2 separate regions of the Homo sapiens genome follow, and region 2 is linked to region 1. The links are chromatin loops, found by intact Hi-C in ENCODE. Cell type or tissue: prostate gland. All regions are shown on one strand. Each heading gives the region's core, and the rest is flanking DNA. Links, peaks and the distances in the headings are about the cores only.

Evidence for each region. Hi-C counts contacts between places; a loop is a spot of excess contacts. Peaks named below come from ENCODE experiments on the same cell type or tissue, not always from the same donor. Only the 100,000 strongest peaks of a DNase experiment are listed, where the experiment ranks them.
Region 2: a loop joins it to region 1, with 2.4 times the contacts of the local background. A loop is called at or near these places in 1 of 110 quality-filtered maps.

The regions. Positions count from the first base shown.
Region 1 is chr6:39,495,487-39,498,413 of GRCh38, forward strand. All of the region lies in intron 13 of KIF6 (kinesin family member 6), which reads right to left. Among named protein-coding and RNA genes, the nearest start is that of KCNK16, 170 kb to the left of the region's middle. In prostate gland, for the core only: no CTCF peak of the experiment used is centred there; a DNase peak (open chromatin) is centred at 1,675.
Region 2 is chr6:39,753,215-39,756,141 of GRCh38, forward strand. No RefSeq gene overlaps it. Among named protein-coding and RNA genes, the nearest start is that of KIF6, 29 kb to the left of the region's middle. In prostate gland, for the core only: no CTCF peak of the experiment used is centred there; no DNase peak of the experiment used is centred there.

The DNA.
Region 1 (2,927 bases), core at 179-2,678:
GTCCCTCTTTCCCCAGGGGCCACCTCTTGCCTTATCCCAGCTTTCCTTATAGTATATTGCAAAGAGCAGTGATTCTCTGGAAGGTTAAAGGTTTTACGCAAATAAAAGAGGTGGGGTGGTGCTATGATCAAATAAGCCTGAAAAATGATGGATTAAACAAAACAAATAGTTGTATGGGTGGATTAAAAAGATTAATTTCCTTTCGGTCAATCTATGCAGAGTATGACTTTTTTACGGGGAGGATGTAGTATTTTGCATCTCAAACTTTTCTGATCAGAGAATCCCTCTCTCACTGAGTTTCTGCCAGGACTATACTTCATGGAGAGGAGAAAAACAGCTTCCGGATGGGGGAGGGGATGGAGGAGGGAGCCCTTTGTCATGTATAAATGTGAACTGCTTTCTGAAAACTCTGAAAAGTAATGGAGGGGGATACCTTCAGGGGCCTGGGGACCCCAGAATAAGAAAGAAGAGTGAGAGCCAAATGTGAAAGCCATTTCATCTCAGGCTGCTGTGGTCTGGAGAAACTTGAGCTACATCTTCAAAAGTCTCCCTATCCCAATCATTTCTTCAATTCTATCTTTTCCTCAAGCTGCCAGCCTGTTTTTCTTCTTTCCCTTAACATTAAACCTCTAAACTGCCTGCTCTGCTTCTTCGAATCCCACATAATCGGCATCCCATTATGTTTTGGCTCCAGTGCCCACTATCTACCGACAGAGATCTACCTAAAGTCCCTCAGATTTCACTGTCACATCACACTTCATTTGCCACATGACCACAGGACGGATGGATGTCAACAGGGGAGGCAGAACCTTCCAATCTAGACTGAGTTTCGAATGGCTCAATTGGCTCCCATAATAGTGGCAGTGATAGAATTGCTAACGTTTTTTGACTACTTATTCTGCTCAGCCACTATTTTAGGCACTTCATATTAACACTAAATATTAACACATTGAAGACTCACAGTACCCCTGTGAGGGCATAAGTAACTTCCTTTTTTCCTTGAGTGGCAGAGTCCAGCCCCTACACTGTTATTCTCCCTGCTCATCCTCACTGGAGGGAATAAAGTTTAGAGAAAAGTGACTACCCCCCCAACTCCATCTGCAAGCCTGAGATGGTCGTAGGGTAAGGGTCATCTATTTTTATGAGAAAATCTTGTTTACAGGGAAATCCCCATTACACTCAATGTCTAAAGCCAACAGAAGCCTCTTGATAATAGTAAATTATCAACATTTTCACATCAAACCAGGGATGATGAATATAAATTCGTAAACTTATTATATGACTAAAATGAGGCAAATCCTGGGTGAATATAAGTTTATGCTTCAGGAACTCATCTTTATATTTTCAAGACCCTTCACAAAATTAACAAATTTAGGAATTCCACTTTGATTTATAGCACTTAATCAAGTTACTTAAAACGTCTAACTCTTGTACAGATTTACAAAACTGCCACCATGCTAGATTAATTGCTTGGGTCACAAAAGAAAGATTCCACACTGATGCTTTACAACTTTATATTTAGGTGCCTTGCCCGCCTTTGCAGGCAGGCTTCAGTGCAGGAGCCGTGTGGCCATGTGCAGCTCCTCTGTGGGGCAGCAGCTGGACTCCACTAAAAGTGGAAAACTGCTCGTTCTACATTAGACTCTCTTTCGCAATTTCGGTAAGTTCTTCAGTGACAGGAGCCAGCCTGCCAAAATGTCAGCAACAGGATTTGGTCCAACATAAACACCCAGCATTATGTGGCTAATGCACTGAATTAGAGTTACACTGCTACCCTCTATTCCTGCTCAAAAACGACTTTCCAGATCCCAGAAAAACAGATCTGTCAGCATGAAGATTGGGATAGCTGTCAAATAGAGAAGTCAATGCTGTTTAAGTCCCTTGTCATTAGCCAAGTCTGGGGAAGGCCGTAAGAGTTTCAGGCTTCTGATGCACCCCTCGCTTGGGTTCACCAGATCTTATTTTTAACTTCCCAAGATCCTAGGCAGATGGTTTGTGTGGAAAGGAAGAAATTGATGATTCCATGTGTTTACCAATCAATCAACTGTAGCACAAAGCCCAGTGTTCAGGGGTCCTAACCATCAGTCTAAGGCAGGCTCAGAACCCAAACCTGGTCCATACATTACAACGTGAGAAATTTCATCCACAGTGACAGATCCCATGAGGTTCGATGGGGCCAGACCTCTAGGGACAATACTGAAGTTGCTTTTGACAACTCTTCACTCTCCTATCATCCCTCCCCCCATCACGAAGTACTCAAGCTTCCTAAGTTTTCTATAATGTTCTGACAGATTCCATCTCCTTGTCCTCTTTACCTTGCAGTCCATCCCCTGTTCTGTTCCACTTCATGTTTCTGTAAGTGAACATCTAACAAACAGATTATAAACTATTGGTAACTAGAGAGCCAACTTAATTATTTTGGAAACTTATTCTTGTTGTTCATCTTTAAAGAAACGTTCTGTCCTATAAACTAGGAATCTAGGATGTCTTAGAGAAAGGAGAATTCCATAATTCCCAAACTTTAGGTTGCATCAAAATCATACAAAGAACTTGTAAAAATGCAGTTTGCCTGTAGTGGGGCCCATGTTCACTAATTGTCTGCATGCAGCTTGGGATTTGGCACTTTGAGAAACATGGGCCTATACAGAGACCAAAATTTTTCCTCCTTCCCAATTCCTGGATCCTGCACAATCTACATTAAAAAAATAATAACTCTTCCAATGATTCAGATGCAGCTGAGCTACAGAACTCATGATGAAAACACCAGTCTACGTAGTTCCCTTATCTCCCTCTAGAATATCTCCCTAATCAGCTGTTGATAATTTTAAAGCTCAATTTTAAAGAAACAGAAATCCTTCTCCCCTAGGTGACAGAGAGTTGCGGGTGAGGAGAGCTGGTCATTTAGAAGGTGAAGAAAGAACAGCACA
Region 2 (2,927 bases), core at 271-2,770, 260 kb after region 1:
CTATCTTGGTTTTGGTGGGTTTTGGCCGGCTTCTTTACCACATCCTTTTATCAGCAAGGTCTTTGTGACTTATACCTTGTGCCAACCTCCTATCTCATCCTGTGACTTAGAATGCCTAACCTCCTGGGAATGCAGCCCAGTAGGTCTCAGTCTCATTTTACCCACCCCCTATTCAAGATGGGGTTGCACTCTTTCAAATGCCTCTGACAGGAGCTTACCATTTTGGGGGGAGCAAACTTGAAGGATAACATTTTGATTTAAGCTTAGCTATAGTCAACACAGACCTAACACAGACAACAGTGGGTTCCTTCCCTTGTCTGACAGTGAAACCTATGGCTCACTTCAGCCCTCTCTCACCTAGTCACGTGGGGTCACTGGAGCATGATTGCAGTTGTCTTCACAGTAGTCTCCTTAACATGCTACAGTGGGATGCCATCCACTGCTCAGTATCATCAGAACATGTTGTCTCTGTGTCCTCACTTCCAATGTCTGCTTATTTTTATCCTCCTCACTGGTTTTCAAAGGCCTCCTTATCCACTTGCCAATCTCAGCCAATAAGCTCCTTCTCTCTGGCCACAGAGTTAGAGGGCTGCCTTTCTTCCTTTTCCATAATTCAACTCACTTGTCAGACCCAGCTCAAGCTCCTCTATCTGAATTTCTATGTAGGGAGGCTGTTGACTAACGGGCCATCGGGGCTGCCTCATTACTCTGTTGTCTGGAACATACCCATCTTTGCAAGGAATTGCACAATGTATTAACGGCTTCTGAAAATAAGGCTTACCATGCCTCTTGGAAAACTAGGATAAAATTTATCTGAAATAAAATGACCAATGCAAGCTTAAAAAAGAAACCCACATAAACTAAACTTTTTGGAAACAAAACAGAAGTTTTTGGCCTGAATAACTTCCTCAAATTTACTCCAGTTAAGGGCTTATTTATAGAGACAACCCAACAGATCCTTCTAGACTTTTCTTTAACCTAATAGGTCAATTAATTCTTTAGTTTCTTTTCCACCATTCCCTGCCCACCTCAAAATCTTTATGCTGAAAAAGTATAGAATCTATAGGACCAGATTGTAAATTTTTTGAAGTCAGCTTCTGAGCCTTAAATTTCCTCAGAGTCCTAAGAATGTTTAGTACATTATCTTACATACAGTAGATCCTCAGATATTGTTTGTTAAGTCGGCTATATTTCAGCTTCCAGTTATGTGACATAAAATAAATGTTTGACAATACAGGCTGGATTAAATTACCTCTACCTAATTCGCCTGAGATCCTGAAACAGATTTTCTAAGATCTTAAGCTACAGGAAAAATACATGAAATACAGGGAAGTTATCTCCTATCACCACACAAATAGTAAAATACTCTCTAGGGAAGCCGGCTTTCATTAGGCTACTCCTAATTATCTGAAACTGTATTTCAACTTGACTAGAATCTCTCACACTGCACATTCTCCCTGGATGACCTCAGCCTCCCTTGCAGCTTCAGCTACCTCCTAAAAGTGAATACTTCTCAAATGTCTTTCCAGCTCCTATCCCTTTCATGACCTCTGGGCCATCCAATCCAACTCTTTGCTGGAAATATCTACTTGAGTGCTCAACAGCCAGCTCAAAGTTAATATGTCCAAAGTTAAACTCCAAAGCTGCTCTTCTTCATATTCCGAATATTATTTTGTAACAACATCATCCTTCGTACTGGACCCCAGCCAAAAACCTTGGCATCATGCCTGACGTTTCCCTCAACCTTACTCTCCAGATTGAATCAGTTGCTATATACCATTGTGTTTGTCTTCTTAGCTCTTTATTTTTTAACAGTTTTTTAAGGTTTAATTTATATTCTATAAAATTCATACACTTTAAATATATTATTCGATGTGTCTTAACAAATGCATGTGGTTTTGCAACCATCATCCAGTTTTAAAACACTCCCATTACATCAAAAATTTCCCTGGTGACTCTTTGCACACCATCCTGGTCCCAAGCAACCACTTATATGTTTCTATAGTTTTACCTTTTCTGGAAATTTCATACAAATGGAATCATACAATACAAAGTCTTTTGTGTCTGGTTTCTTCACTTTCCATGAGGTTTTTAAGATTCATCCATGTTGTTGCATATATCAATAGTTTGTTTCCTTTTATTGTTGACAGTATTCCATGCATGGCTATAACACATTTTGCTTATCTGTGGACATTTGGGTTGCTTCCAGTGTGGGCTATTATGACTCATGTGGCTATGAACATTCTCATACAAGTCTTTCTGTAGATAGAGGTTTTCTTCCTTATTCTTGGATAGATAACTTGGACTGGAATTGCTGGTTTATGTGGTAAACGTATGTTTAACTTTTTAAGAAACTGCCAAACTGTTTTACAAATTGGAAGTATTATTTTATATTCCCACCTGCAGTGTGTTAAGGTACGAGTTTTCCACATCCTTATTCATACTTGTTATTGTCTGTTTTTTAACAGTAGCTGTACTAATAGGAGTACCATTGCATTTCATTATCATTTAATTTCTATTTCCCTAATGACAAATGATGTTGAACATCTTTTCATGAAATCTACCATCCATCTATCTTCTCTAGTGGGTATTTATTCGTATATTTTGCTATTTTTTTATTAGGTTGTTTGTCTGTTACTATTGAGTATAAAGATTTTTATATTTTTGGGATACAAATCCTTTATCAGTTATATGCTTTCCCAATATTTTCCTGTATCTGTGACTTGCATTTTCATTTTCCTATTAATGTCTTTTGAAGAGCCAACATTTTAAATTTCTTAGCTCTTTTACTTATGTATTTATTTACTTAAATTTTTTTTATTTCAATAGTTTTGGGGGTACAGGGTTTTTTGGTTACATGGATGAGTTCTTTAGTGGTGGATTCTGAGATTTTAGGGCACCCATCTCTCAAGCAGTGTACACAGTAC